Linked DNA regions of Homo sapiens: region 1 is linked to region 2. Evidence: chromatin loops called from intact Hi-C (ENCODE). Cell type or tissue: HepG2. All regions are shown on one strand.

The links. A loop is a pair of places that touch in the nucleus more often than their neighbours do. Peaks named below come from ENCODE experiments on the same cell type or tissue, not always from the same donor. Only the 100,000 strongest peaks of a DNase experiment are listed, where the experiment ranks them.
Region 1: it touches region 2 in a loop (8-fold over the local background); 46 of 110 quality-filtered maps call a loop at or near these places.

The regions. Positions count from the first base shown.
Region 1 is chr16:9,157,135-9,165,134 of GRCh38, forward strand. No RefSeq gene overlaps it. Among named protein-coding and RNA genes, the nearest start is that of HAPSTR1, 69 kb to the left of the region's middle. In HepG2, a CTCF peak has its summit at 3,162 (motif pointing right); a DNase peak (open chromatin) is centred at 3,137; H3K27me3 peaks cover 1,613 bases.
Region 2 is chr16:10,166,726-10,174,725 of GRCh38, forward strand. The region is part of intron 2 of GRIN2A (glutamate ionotropic receptor NMDA type subunit 2A); the gene reads right to left. Among named protein-coding and RNA genes, the nearest start is that of GRIN2A, 12 kb to the right of the region's middle. In HepG2, no CTCF peak of the experiment used is centred here; a DNase peak (open chromatin) is centred at 4,686; H3K27me3 peaks cover 408 bases.

The sequences.
Region 1 (8,000 bases), 1.0 Mb before region 2:
GTTTCACCATGTTGGCCAGGCTGCTCTTGAACTCCTGACCTCAGGTGATCCTCCCACCCCAGCCTCCCAAAGTGCTGGGATTACAGGCATGAGCCACCACGCCCGGCCCCATGCAGGCTTCTTTTCCAATGAAACCTTATCTGACAGGTCAATGAATGGAACAGATAAAAGCAGGCTTGTTCTGATGGATTGAAGTGGTGGGAGGGGCTGTGTGGCTTCACAAGTTGACATCCTTATTCTATTCTCCCCTCACCTCCTTCGGCCCCTGTGCTTTCCACAGGGGACAGTTTAAAACCCACTGTAGCAGAGTTTTATACCAATTTTGCAGAACTGTCAGTCTGGGGCTGGCTGGAGTAATCCCCGCAGGAAAATGTGAAGCCTGTTACCTCACTTCATTGAGCACACCCTTCCTTCCCTCGTGGTATCATGATTATGTTTCAGGCTTTTATTGTTACAGAGATAATCAGTCTGAGGGATTGATTCCCAATCAATGTTAGGAGAAACAGTCTAGGATACAATACGGGATTTGCAGTCAGACACCGGAGCTCAAGTCTGTCCTCCCTCATTCACTAGCTGAGCGCCCTGGGCAAGTCACCTGACCTCCATTAGCCACAGGTGAATCATCTGTAAAATGGAAACATACTAAGATTTTGAGCAGGGAGGCAGCTTCGGGTAATCGAATAAACATGAGTTTTGGAGTCAGACAGACTTGAGTTTGACCTCAACCCTGCTGCCTCTTGGCTCTGTGGCCTTGACCTTCCATCTTCTCACCTGTAACTTGTGGGTAATAAGGGCACCTGGAAGGTTGCCTTGGGGATTAGCAAGGTCATGTGTGCAAAGCACCTTGCATAGAAATTGTCTTATAGTTGCTCAACTAAAGCCAGTTCTTTAGTATTTTTTCTTTCTTTCCTTTTTTCTTTGTTTGAGATGGACTTTCGCTCTTTCACCCAGGCTGGAGTGAAGTGGCGCAAGCTCGGCTCACTGCAACCTCTGCCCCCTGGGTTCAAGCGATTCTCCTGCCTCAGCCTCCCAAGTAGCTGGGATTATAGGTGCCTGCCACCACACCCGGCTTATTTTTTTGTATTTTTAGTAGAGATGGGATTTTGTCATGTTGGCCAGGCTGGCCTCGGACTCCTGACCTCAGGTGATCCACCCCGCTCCGCCTCCCAAAGTGCTAGGATTACAAGCTTGAGCCACCACTCCTGGTCTCTTAGTTTCTCTTCTTTTCCCCTCCCCTCCCCTCCCCTTCCCTCCCCTCCCCTTCCCTTCACTTCCCTCCCCTCCCCTTCCCTTCCCTTCCCTTCCCTTCCCTTCCCTGTCCTGCCCCGCCCCTCCCCTCCCTTCCCTTTCTTTCTTGTCTTGCTCTCTCACCCAGGCTGGAGTACAGTGGTGCTATCACAGCTCAGTGCAGCCTTGACCTCTCAGGCTTAAGTGGTCCTCCTACCGCAGCTTCTGGAGTAGCTGGGACCACAGTTATGTGCCACCGTGCCTGGCTAATTTTTGTATTGTTGCTAGAGACAGGATTTCAGATTTCACCATGTTGCCCCAGCTGGTCTCGAACTCCTGAGCTCAAGTGATCTTCCAGCCTCAGCCTCCCAAAGTACAAGGATTCCAGGCATGGTGCCCAGCCTCTTTTTTTTTTTTTTTTTTTTTTTTGTAAGAGACAGGGTCTCGCTCTGTTGCCCAGGCTGGAGTGGTGCAATCATAGCTTACTGCAGCCTCGAACTCCTGGGCTCAATCAATCCTCCTGCCTCAGTCTCTCAAGTAGCTGAGACTACAGGTTTATGCCACCATGCCTGGCTAATTAAAAGAAACAATTCTTTTTTTGTAGAGGCAGGGTCTCACTTTGTTGTCCAGGCTGATCTCAAACTGCTGGGCTCAAGCAATTCTCCTGCCTCAGCCTCCCGAGTAGCTGGGACCACAGGCATGCACCACCACCCACAGCCCAGTTGTCTATTTTTTTATTTTTTATTTTTTATTTCAGATAGAGTTTCGCTCTTGTTGCCCAGGCTGGAGTGCAATGGTGCGATCTCGTCTTACAGCAACCTCCGTCTTCCTGGTTCAAGCGATTCTCCTGCCTCAGCCTACTGAGTAGCTGGGATTACAGGCCGGCTCCACCATGCCTGGCTAATTTGGTATTTTTAGTAGAGATGGGGTTTCTCCATGTTGGTCAGGCTGGTCTTGAACTCCCGACCTCGGCCTCCCAAAGTGTTGGGATTACTGGTGTGAGCCACCATACCTGACCCATACATAAAGTTTTATTGGAATACAGCCACATTCATCATTGACATATCATCTACAGCTGCTTTCTAGATACAAGAGCAGAGTTGAGTCATTTGGACAGAGACTGCATGGCGCACGAAATGAAAAATATTCACTCTCCTTTTACAGAAGTATGCTGATCCCTGGTCTACCAGAAGAAAAAGGAGACTTCAGAGACAACTGGAGGCCGGGCACTGTGGCTCACGCCTGTAATTCCAGCACTTTGGGAGGCCAAGGTGGGAGGATCCTTTGAGGCTAGGAGTTTGAGACCAGCCTGGGCAACAGAATGAGATCCTGTCTCTACAAAAAAGTAAAAACAAAAACGCACTTTATATATGGACATCGAGAGTTGAATTTTGTATACTTTTCACGTGTTACAGAATATTATTCTTTTTTGGGGGGGGAGACAAGATCTCACTCTGTGGCCCAGGCTGGAGTACCAGTGGCACCATCATAGCAGCCTCCACCTCCCATGCTCAAGCAAACTTCCCTCCTTGGCCTCCCTAGTAGTTGTGTCTACAGTTGAGTGCCATCACTCCTGGCTAATTTTTTCATTTTTTGTGGAGGTGGGGTCTTGCTATGTTGCCCAGGCTGGTCTTGAACTCCTGGACTCATACACAGCCAGACTCCTTGCAGCACCCAGGGAACATTTGGTGAACGACCGGGATACTGAAGGTCTCTCTCTCAGAAATACAATTGTGGGAATTAGTGGAGAATATGAATGTGAATGGGCAGGCATAGTGCAGATACTGAAGGTAGTTTTGGAAAGGCTGGCTCATCTTCCAGGGGAACTTGAATCTTTCAAGAGGAGGCGGGGAGACTACGAGTCAGAGAGACCGGAGACTTTGAAGTTCCTGCATTCCCAGCTGCGTTCACTTCTCAGCCATTACCAATTCAGCCAGCAGGGGGCAGCAGGGGATCGCCGTCCTCGGGGAGTCTCAGGACCCAGGTAGCCTCGCCTGCTGCCGCCCAGACAGGAGACAGGAGATGCTGGGAGATGGCCCAGATGACCTCCGAGTGTCTTTGCTGCTGCTTAAATCCCTGTTCGTTTTTGCAGAGGAAGGTAGGGGGATGAGCCGCCTGGAGTCAGCCGGGGGCTCATATTCCCAGAAAGGGAGTGGCTTCCTTTCTCTCAGGAGATGGAAGAAAATGAAAACTCAGCCAGTGCTGCAGGTAGCTGTCACCCTGGCGTTTCAGTGTGTTCTATTTATCCTTCTTTTTGGTTAGTACGTATGTGTTTATAGAGGGATTCATGGGGGCGGGGGCAAGCCAGGGCATTCTTTAATTCAACGCAGACTCATTAAGCACATTGGCAAATACCAGGCAGAAAGAAAATGGTCACGTGGGCCGGGAGCGGTGGCTCACACCTGTAATCCTAGCACTTAGGGAGGCCGAGGCAGGTGGATCACCTGAGATCAGGAGTTCGAGACCAGCCTGGCCAACATGGCGAAACCCCATTTCTACTAAAATGACAGAAATTAGCCGAGCGTGGTGGTGCACGCCTGTGATCCCTGCTACTTGGGAGGCTGAGGCAGAAGAATCGCTTGAACCCAGGAAGTGGAGGTTGCAGTGAGCCGAGATCATGCCACTGCACTCCAGCCTGGGCAACAGAGTGAGACTCCGTCTCAAAAAAAAAAAAAAAAAAAAAAGAAAATTGTCACATGGATCTAGGCTAGGACACTGAGAACCCACAAATGACACCCTCTTAGCCTTTAAAACCTCAAAGGAAGCCGAGAGGCGAGGCTGCCTGACTGCCTCTACGGCTGCCTACGTGGTCTTGGGTGGTGATAAACGTGGTCAGCTCCATGATGCTTAGTGTCCCTCTCTGCAAAACGGGGATGAAAGAAAAGATAACGGACAGGTCCACGTGAGGGTGGTGTTTCTAAAGCACGGTCCCCAGACCACCAACATCAGCGTCTTAGAAAGGCACACTGTGGGGTTGGGGGGCAAGCAACTGGCCCCTAACAAGCCCTCCAGTTGGGTCTCATGGATTATTATTAATATTTTTTGAGACAGGATCTTGCTTTGTTGCCTAGGCTGAAGTCCAGTGGCACAATGACAGCTCATGCAACCTCGACCTCCTGGGCTCAAGCCATCCTCCCGCCTCAGCCTCCTGAGTAGCTGGGACTGCAGGTGTGCACCACCACGCCTGCCTAATTTTTAATTTTTTTTTTTTTTTTTTACAGATGGGGTCTTCCTATGTTGCACAGGCTGGTCTTGAACTCCTGGGCTCAAGTGATCCTCCCAGCTCAGCCTCCCAAAGTGCTGGGATTACAGGCGTGAGCATCCGTGCCTGGCGAGGCTGATGCATTCTTAAGGGCAGGAACCACTGGTATCCTGTAGCTGTTTTCAGCATTGGTTGCACATTGGAGTCAACTGGCTTTTTAAAATCCCTAATGTGTGTGTGGCTGAGGGGCCACCCTAGACCAATTCCATCAGACTAATTACATGCTTTAGGGTTGGGACCATAATTTGTGTGTGTGTGTGTGTTTTGTTTTTGTTTTTGTTTTTTGAGACAAGGCCTCACTTTGTTGCCCAGGCTGCAGTGCAGTGGTGGCATCATAGCTCACTGTAGCCTCGAACTCCTGGGCTCCAGTGATCCTTCTGCCTCAACCTCCCCAGTAGCTGGCGTGTGCCACTGCACCCTGCTAATTTTTAAATTTTTTGTAGAGACAGGGTCTCACTTTGCTGCCAAGGCTGGTCTTGAACTTCTGGCCTCAAGTGACCCTCCCTTCTCAGCCTCCCAAAGTGATGGGATTACAGGCATGAGCCACTGTGCCTGGCCCGTATGTTATTTATTTGTTTTTGAGACAGAGTCTCACTCTGTCGCCCAGGCTGGAGTGCAGTGGCACAATCTTGGCTCACTGCAACCTCCACCTCCCGGGTTCAAGATTCTCCTGCCTCAGGCTCCAGAGTAGCTGGGACTACAGGCATGCCCCACCACGCCTGGGAAATTTTTATATTTTTATTAGAGACAGGGTTTCACCATGTTGGCCAGGCTGATTTCGAACTCCTGACCTCAGGTGATCCACCCGCCTCAGCCTCCCAAAGTGCTGGTATTACAGGCATGAGCCACCATGCCCAGCTTGTTATTTTTAAAGTTCAATATAGTCATGATGATTCCAATATAGCCAAGGTCAAGGCCCAATGATATCATGGAAAATGATTTTGGGCTCAGCCAGACCCTTAGTTCAAATCCCAGCTTTGACACTTACTGGTTGTTTGACCCTGGGCAAGGCACAGTACTTCTCTGACCCACAATTTCTCTTCTGTAAAACCAGGATAATCTTTCCTCCCTTGCGGATTTATTTATTAATAAATTGTTTAACGATGGAACTAGGAAAGTATTTGAGTGTCCCATGCATGGAAGCATCTGGAACAATGCCTGGGACCTAGTGAGTGTTTAGCCCATGAAAGTTCCCCTTCCCTGCTCTCTGCTGTTGAACTGTGGGGTTTTCTAGAACAGGGACCACATCATATTTTTCTCTGCATCCTCAAGAAGCAATCAATTCCTTGTTTATACCACAGCCCTGGGGGAGAGCTGGGAAGTGAGTGTCTGACATGAATAACAGCTGGATTTCTTTTTTTTTCTTTTTGAGACAGTCTCACTCTGTCACCCAGGCTGGAGTGCAGTGGCATGGTCTCTACTCACTGCAACCTCCGTTTCCCAGGTTCAAGCGATTCTCCTGCCTCAGCCTCCTGAATAGTTGGGACTACAGGCACCCACCACCACACCTGGCTAATTTCTGTATTTTTAGTAGAGTTGGTGTTTCACCATGTTGGTCAGGCTGGTCTTGAACTCCTGACCTCAGGTGACCCACCTGCCTCGGCCTCCCAAAGTGCTGGGATTACAAGCATGAGCCAACATGCCTGGCCTTAACTGCTGGATTTCTTTTCTTTTCTTTTTTTTTTTATATGGAGTTTCACTCTTGTTGCCCAGGCTGGAGTGCAGTGGTGTGATCTTGGCTCACTGCAACCTCTACCACCTGGGTTCAAGCAATTCTCCTGCCTCAGCCTCCCAAGTAGCTGGGATTACAGGCATGTGCCACCACACCTGGCTAATTTTTTGTATTTAATGGAGACAGGGTTTCACCATGCTGGTCAAGCTGGTTTCAAACTCCTGACCTCAGGTGATCCACCCGCCTTGGCCTCCCAAAGTGCTGGGATTACAGGCATGAGCCACCGCACCCGGCTCCGGATTTCTTACCTTACGGTCTTGCTGGACTGGGGTGATCTTTCTTTGCCTTGTCCTAACTCAGGTGAGTCCTGATGTCTGTTTAAATTAAACATGCCTGGCTGGGCGCTGTAGCTCACGTCTCTAATCCCAACAATTTGGGAGGCTGAGGTGGGGAGATCCCTGAGGTCAGGAGTTTGAGACCAGCCTGGCCAACATGGTGAAACCCCGTCTCTCCTAAAAATACAAAAATTAGCCAGGTGTGGTGGCAGGCACCTATAGTCCTGATTACTTGGGAGGCTGAGGCAGGAGAATCGCTTGAGCCTGGGAGGCAGAGGATGCAGTGAGCCAAGATCAGGCCACTGAACTCCAGCCTGGGTGACAGAGCGAAACTCCATCTCAAAAAAAAAAGCCCGCCTGTAATCCCAGCACTTTGGGAGGCCGAGACGGGCGGATCACGAGGTCGGGAGATCGAGACCATCCTGGCTAGCGCGGTGAAACCCCGTCTCTACTAAAAATACAAAAATTAGCCGGGCATGGTGGTGCGCGCCTGCGGTCCCAGCTACACGGGAGGCTGAGGCAGGAGAATGGCGTGAACCCGGGAGGCGGAGCTTGCAGTGAGTCGAGATCGCGCCACTGCACTGCAGCCTGGGCGACAGAGCGAAACTCCGTCTCAAAAAAAAAAAAAAAAAAAAAAAGCCCAAAGTCCGCTTGACTTTTAGGAATCTATCCTGATACAAGCACAATCACCAGCATGTGAAGATATGTGTGCAAAGATATTACTGTGTTGTTTGCCTTGGAAAAAGTTGGAAAGACAAATTATCAATAGGTAAATAATAGAATAAACTATAGCACATGCAGTGTTATGGAAACCATGAACTATGAAAAAGAACTGGGTAGTTCTATGTGTAGAGATCTGGAAAGAGATGGACTGCCCAGTGTTAAGTGAAAAAGTAAATTGCTAAATCATGTCTGTATCATGATTCCTTTTTTGTCAGAGGTGGCAAGAGGTTCCATATTATGTGTACTGTATGCTTATTTGTGTGTGTTTTTGTGGGCATAAGGAAAAACATGGAAGAATATACTCCAGGCTGTTTGAATTGGTTACCTTGTGGGATTAGACAGAGGGGAGATTGACTCATTTATTCATGGGGGAGTGTGGTGGTCCATGCCTTTTATCCCAGCACTTTGGGAGGCTGATGTGGGAGCATCACTTGAGCCCAGGAGTTTGAGACCAGCCTGGGCAACGTAGTGACACTACAAAAATTACAAAGAATTAGCTGGATGTGGTGGTACATGCCTGTGGTTTCAGCTACTCGGGAGGTTGGGGTGGGAGGATCACTTGAGCCTGGGAGGTCGAGGCTGCAGTCAGCCATGGCACCACTGCACTGCACTTCAGCTTGGGTTACAAGAACAAGACTTTGTTTCAAAAAAAAAAAAAAAAAAAAAAAAAGATGGGGCGTGGTGGCTCACGCCTGTAATCCCAGCACTTTGGGAGGCTGAGGCCGAGGATCACTTGAGGTCAGGAGTTAGAAACCAGCCTGGCCGACATGGTGAAACTCCA
Region 2 (8,000 bases):
TGAACAACACACTGCATGCGTCTACCTATACGCAAATTTCTTCTCCCTCTGCCAACCCCTGAGGCAGCAAGACCAACCCCTCCTCTTCCTCCTCCTCCTCAGCCTCCTCAATGTAAAGACAAGGATGAAGACCTTTATGATGACCCACATCCACTTGAATAGCAAACATATTTTCTTCCTTACGATTTTCCTTATGATCTTCTTTTCTATGGCTTACTTAAGAATCTACTATATAATACATATAGCATAGAAAATTTGTATTAATTGACTGTCTATGTTATTGGTAAGGCTTCTGATCAACAGTGGGCTATAGTTTATGGGAATCAAAAGTTATACATGGATTTTAAACTGCATGGGGGTTAATGCAACTAGCGCCTGCATTATTCAAGGATCAACTGTGTTTAATAAACCAATAAATAAATCAAATCCAAGGAAGTCTATGAAAGGGTTTCAGAGGGTCTGTGATCCCCTGAAATTGCACATAATTTTGACTGCATGTTTATGAACACGCACTCCTCTGGAAGGGTCCGTAGCCTTCATTAGATTTTAAAGTGGTCCCCAACTCCCCCCAAAATCACCCCAAATTATCTTAAATTCTTTGAGTGAGTTTGTGAGCCAAGCTTCAAGGTGTCAGTGATTTTTGGAAATCACAACTTACATTTTAGAGTGAGTTTATTTTTGTTTTGGCAAAAGAGTCACTGTTAGGGACCAATGGAAACAATTAACCTTTTTCAAGTCAGGGATTGTAGTTTTCAAGTCAGGGATTGTAGTTTAAGAGAAGATCCTTTCCATATGCCGACTTCAGCAAAAAAAAATCACAAACAGAAAGAAATTTCCATTCCAATTAATATTTTCCCTCCTGAAATGGGTAACATAGCCACCTCCATGGAAGGGAACCTGAGTTCGAAGATCTACGATGCATTAATGGAGCAAATATTCTTTCTCTGAATGCTCTATTGTATTATTTAGGTTTTTTCGCTCTGTACATCAACATCTATTTCAAAGTTTAAAAAATGGAGACAATATATCAATTGCCATCCCATGGAAAGTTCCAAAATTTGAACAGAAAGTGAAAGCATTTGGAAAGCAATTTCAGGTTCGTTTTTCTTTGGGGGGATGTGGGGGAATAGGAGAAGTGGATAAACAACAGAATAGTATCTAGAGTATTTTCTGCCATAAGCAGATGTTCCAAATGCAGGAGAATACAACTGACTAAAAAGAATAATTTGTCAACTGAAAAACCAGAGAGGAGTCTGGCTGGCTCTTTAGAATACAAACATATTACTACAGTAAGATGTGCAAAACAAGCTGAATATACTTTATTAAGTAATAATGATTAACCTGATACAAGTGCAAAAACACCCCATTTCGAGATCATTGGCAATTATTCTAAACATTGTCTTCTGTAGATGAGCTTCTTAGCCAAAAACATTTTCACTAGTAAATATGAGGCCGGCTGACCTACTTATGTTTTTATTTATATATGTGTGTGTGAGTTGATATATACATAGGTTGTCTGCTTTTCAAATATCTTCTACCTTCAGGATAATGTAAAGTCTTTTGGGAACTTGAGGTGATGATGCAGGGATTATAAATTCCTCCTCCATGCCAGGCAAATTTATACTGAATTACTCACACACTTGGAAAAAGTGAGGATGTTGGTTTTCAGCCAAATGCTTGGCCTAAAGCACCAAGGCTTGGAGATCTTTTTTTAAAAATCAAGGATTTGAGAGGTACAGAGTGTTTGAATAAGAAAGAGCCTCAGAGGTGACCCAACCCAACCTTGCAAGCCCAATTTTCCACCTCATTCCTGAGGGACAGACAGTCACTGTTAGCTCAATCATATCCTGATATAGCCTTCCTATTCCATGAATCCTCACAGTCTTCTGTTAGAGACCTAATTGCCGAAGCTTATTCCTCATATCAAGATGAAACTTTACTCCTTATAGTTTCACTCTTGGCCAGGTGCCGTGGCTAACGCCTGTAGTCCAGCACTTTAGGAGGCCAAAGCGGGTGGATCACCTGAGGTCAGGAGTTCAAGACCAGCCTGGCCAACATGGTAAAACCCCATCTCTACTAAAAATACAAAGTTAGCTGATGGTGGTGGCAGGTGCCTGTAATCCCAGCTACTCAGGAGGCTGAGGCAGGAGCATCACTTGAACCCAGGCGGCAGAGGTTGCAGTAAACCAAGATCGTGCCATTGAACTCCAGCCTGGGCGACAAGAGCAAAACTCTGTCTCAAATAATAACAATAATAATAATAATAATAATAATAATAATAATAATAATAATAATTTCACTCTTATGTCTGTCCCCAGAACAATAACAAAATTAAGACTTAACCTTCTACCTTGTAACAGCCCATGGAGTATCTGAACACTTCTCCCATATCCCCTCTGAGATTTCCCTTCTCCAGGCTAAACATCCCTAAATACTTCTTCTGAAACTCTTAATATATTTCATTTAGAGTCTACGCAATCCTAAAGGCCCTTTTTCTGCATGCATTGCAATTTTTCAACGTCCATCTTTAGATATCACTCCTCGGAACTAAGTGCAATGCTACATATAATGGTGTTAGTGTTGCTGGAGACATCACCAGTTGTACCACTGAAGCATCACCCCACACCCTTGCTAACAGAAGCAATTTTGCTCAGTGGCAATTACCCATTCTCAGAGAGGAATCCTGGATCTCTATCATTGTTGTTTGAGCAGTGGGAATGTGACCCAGTTCTGGCCACTGACATGTAAGAGGAAGTCTACTCCAATGAAAGGATAGAGGCCCTAGAAGAAGGCTTATTTTTCTCTCCCTTTTTTTCCAGTTTTGAATGCTAGGAGGTGAAGGTGTGATGGCTGGAACAGAAGCAGCCATATTGTGACTCAGATAAACCAGCAGCTGAGGAAGGCAAAGTAGAAGAATGGGAAGGATCTGAGTCCTCAATGTGACATTAAGTCACTAAGCTAGATCTGAGGCTCCTTACTAAGCAAAAAACTGAATGTCTTTAATGGTTTAAGACACTGTTGGTCAAAGACTCTGTTACTTGCACCTGAAAGCACTCCAAACAACAGAAGAGGTATAATGGAGCTATCACCTCCCTTGATTTAAACATTATATTTCTATAAATGTGGCCTCCACTTTTTATAAGGCCACAACGTATGTGGCCTCCACATATATTTCTAGATATGTGGCCTCCACATATCCCCACTTAGGATCTGCTGAGCTTCTGGTCAATACAAAATAAACAAACAAACAAATAAAAAGTCTGTATTTGAGCACCATGATCTCAAATACTCACAGAAACCATATCATTAACATAAATGTATGAATCACCCTAGATATGGGATAACAGAGTGGGGACAGCTGTAGTGAATTTGAAAATGCATGCTGTCTAAAGACATTAAAATTCAAGCATTTAAAAATGCTGTACTGGTGAAACAAAATGCATCTATGAGCCAGATTCAGCGTGCAGTACACCGGTTCATGACCCTTGCAAAAACCATTCCCAAGTGAGTTGGATGTGATAGTTGGAACAGAGGCAGCCACATTATGACTAAGTGAGTTGCAAAGTCTCACATCCCCCTTTCTGCAATAGTGAAAATTCTTCTTCAAACTATTGAGAGAGGTTGGTCAAAAGGCACCAACTTCCACTTGTAAGGTAAATAGGTTCTAGAGACCTAATGTATAGCATGGTGACTGGTGATAGCATGGTGACAATACAAAAATATATTGTATACAGGCAATTTGCTAAGATACCACATCTTAAGTAATCTCATCACACAATAAATGTAACCATGTGAGGTAATGGATATGTTAATTAGTTTGATGGTGACAATCATCTCACATTTACTTGTATATCAGAATATCATTTGGGGCTGGGGACGGTGGCTTATGCCTGTAATACCAGCACTTTGGGAGGCCAAGGGAAGAGGATTGCTTGAGTCCAGGAGTTCAAGACCAGCCTGGGCAACATGGTGAGACCCCCGTCTCTACCAAAAATTTAAAAATTAGCCGGATATCATGGCACACGCCTGTGTTCCTAGCTACTTGGGAGGCTGAGATGAGAGGATCACCTAAGCCCAGGAGGTTGAGGCTGCAGTGAACTATGATCATGCCACTGCACTCCAGCCTGGGCAACAGAGTGAAACACTGTTTTCTTTAAAAAAAAAAAAAAAAAAATTGTGTTGTACACCTTTAATATATACAATTTTTCTTTGTCAGTTAACCTCATTAAAGCTGAGTGCGGTATGGGGGGAACCTCCAGTGCAGTCTTTAGAGTGACTCCATCACTTCAATCTGAAGTTTTGAATTTTAATTCCATCATCCAACATCTTAATCCTTTTAGTCAAGACAACCAAAATATGAACATCAAAATCTGTTATTTGTCTTGCATCTGAGCCCCTTCCCTAAATCAAATGTATTCGTAGTCATTAACTTGAAAGGGTAATAAAATAAGAGCAAAAGAATAAGAACCCAAAGCCCTAGGTTCTAGTTACAGCTTTGAACAATGCACAAATTACTGCAACTCCCAGATCCTTTATTTCCTCATCTGAAAATAGAGATTCTTTAAACAAATACCGTTGGAGCTGCCAGGTTTCCCAGGCTATCACTGAGTTATTAATCCTTGGCAGAGATAAAATGAGAAACTATATATGTCCACACTCTAAATCCCTAAGCCTCGTGCAAACATATGGTCCAGTTGGTGGAGTCATTTAGTGCAAAGGTCAATGAGATAGTCTTCTCCTGCGATCACTTTCATGCTGGCCACATTTAGCTTCCGTTTGCCAGGATAAAGCTCTCAGCAAGTCCTACAAAGGCAAAGGAAGCTTCTGATTGTCTCAGTTAAGAAAATACAAATCATTTCATGTTAGACCCTCCACTTCTGACAGTTCTGTGGGATTCACTCCCAGTTTCTTTCAGAGCATACCCTCATGTAACCACATCATCCTTAATCACTCTTTCTGGTTATTAAAAAGTACATGTACACTGGAGAAAAATAAAAACTAAAAAATGCAGACACAATAACAATAGCATTCCTGTAATAAGCATTTATTATAAGGTAGGCACTGAGACATGGACTAATATCCATGATGTCATTTAAATCTCACAACTCTACAAAGTGGATGCTATTATTGTTCCCATTTTAGAGATGAAGACATTGAGGCTCAAGATATTAAGAACTTCCCCATGATCACCCAGCCAGTAAGAGGTGGAATCCCTGAATTTAAATTCAGGCAATCTAACTCAAAGTACAATATATTAACCACTTGATAATGACATTCTTTAAAAGATTAAAGCAGCCATGAGTCTACCACCCCAAAGATAACTGCTATTCATATTTTGGTATGTTTGTTGCCAGTCTTTCCTTGATGAGGCACAAAATTTTCAGAGCTGGAAGAGATCTTAGTGATAATTTTGTCCCAAATCCTCATTTTGCAGGAGAACCAGAGGTTCAGACAGGTGAAGGGCCTTTTCTAAGGTCACACAGGTATTTTTGAAAATTGAATTTCATTCTTCAGACTCTTTGTCCAAGGTTTTCTTGGATCTTCCAACTCAAGTTGATTCATCATGGCTGCCTGGAGTACTGTGTTGAGAAGGCCTTAAGGCCAGTGGGCTCAACAGGGCCAGGTGTTATAGGAGATTAATGATGGCAGCAGTGAACATGGCATCCATGGTTGCATACATGCCATAGATCTGCCGTCTTATCCAGGAGCAGCCCCTGGAAGAGCTACTTCCCTCACCTACATCATAGGCCTCACAGCCAAGTGCCTTCAGGATACTGTGTATGTAACATAAATGAGTGAAGTGAAGTGAAGTGAAGTGACTTTGGGGAATTTAAGAAAGGAGGGGCACCTGTCCTGTCCCAGGATGGCAGTGGGAGGGCAGGGATCGTGGCAGGTGGGGTTGGGGGATGAGATTCATCTCCAGCCAACTGTTGCCATAGGGGGAATCGGGGCCAGTATGGCCAGGCCTTCTGACTGTTTCAAAGCAGCATGAAGTTTGGATTTTCTTTTCAATGGGATGTCTTCCAACTTTAAAATGTTGGCAAAGAATTAGAAGTTGAAAGATCAAGGATGGGGGATGCAGGACAAACAAAAGACACCAATTAATAACCTTATAATGTCTCATTTATGTGATGACTTATCAGAGGCTACCAACTCTCTATTACAAACCAGAGATTCAGTTCCTGTTTCTCTTCTGCACAGCCCTCTTTCTCTCTCTTTCCCCACTCACTCTGCCTACAGTAGCATTTTCCATCTGAGGCTATGAGAAAGAAGATAAACACCGCTGCAAACCCACCAGACCACAGCTCTTCAGGGCCCAAACGATTGTCAGCAACCCCTGAGGGCTACTTGGAGTGTGAGTCACGCTACCGGGAGGACGCCTGTTGGTCTCTGATGACTTAAGTGAGGAGGTGTTGATGATCGCATCTGACATGCCTCATGGAAAAGACTAAAGATAGGTCTCCCCACTCTCCCAGGAACTACCTGATGCCTCTTTAGCAGGAGCTGAGTGGGCTCCACCAACATTCCGATCTGTGCGTCTGCCCTTTTCGAGAGCTCTCAGTGTTTAATGGGAAGGCCCATCACTCGCATCCAAACTCTGGAGCTGCCAGGTTACAAGAGCACCAACTTCCACCTCCTGCTGATGAGCTGTTACTCAGCAGTTCTCTACAGGCCTTTCGTATGTAACCCCCCAATTTATGCTAATCCTCAGGATGGCTGGTAATTATCTGCCCACTAGAGAGAAGAGAAAAATTGGCAAACACCTATGAAATCAGTCAGCATTGAGGGAACAAACACTGCACGAATGCCCTGAACCATATTGTGATATGTTCATCCGGAAGCTCCAACAAGCTGGCATCGGAGCCAATGACTAGATTCATTCAATCAACAAACATTTACCGTGTAACAAACGCAAAGGGCAGGACAAGTGTGAGGTACTGAAAAGGATGCCCCTATGGAGCACAAATGAATATTATTAATGGTGGAAAAAGAGAGAAATTGTTAAAATAATTGTGGTATGAACTGAACACTCTGCAGCCATTGAAAATCAAGTTTAAGAAGTCTATGTAGTGATAAAGGAAAATTCCAAGAATACATAATCAAGTTTAAAAAAATATATAAAAGCAGGTTGTGAAATAAAACGGGGTCAAAATCCGAGTGAACACACTCAGTAACCTTCCTTTTCTGCTCCTAAGACATAGAATTTTTAAAGAAACCTTTAGTTATTTTTAAATTTACATAGTATTGCTTGCAAATAAGAAAAGAGAATCACAGATCAAAAATAGAGAGTAATCCCTAAAAATAAATGAACTGAAAGACGGGACTCTAGGGTTTCAAGTAGGAATCAAAGCCACATAATCCATGGAGGATAGGTCCAATATGAGCCATGAGAACAGAGGTGTCAATGTCCATCCAGGGAAAAAGGGGAAGAACTGGACCTAGAATCAGGCTGCTAGCTGTGGATGGTGCTGGAACATCTGCACCATCCACCATTAGTCACAGCCAAAAAGCAGGACCCTATCTGTGTCAAGGAGCCAAAATGAAGTCACCTACATGAGATGGACTCCTAAGCCTGTACCACAGGCCACGTAGAATGGGAAGAGAGTACAAACCTGAGCTGCTGACATGGGCTCTGGCTTAAAATACACACCCTCACAGATACAGGGCATAAGAAATCATAAAGTTGCCTTGAAAATAAGTTCACAAACAAAAATTAAAGAACATATGTGAACATCCAACTAACTGATTCTACAAATGAAGGACTTCACAACTGAAGAAGGAAAGATGCTAGAGCAATCAGAGAAGAACTTTATAATACATATTTTTTAATCTTTGAAGGGACAGGGGAGGGAGTTACATGCACAAAGTGAGAAGAGTTTTTCATTATTTATAACACAAAAAAACAGGGAGGTGTAAAGAGGAACCAATTATTATCTTGGAAATAAAGTATATCCTTGTTGAAATCTATAACTCAACAGATAGTCAAAATAATAGACCAT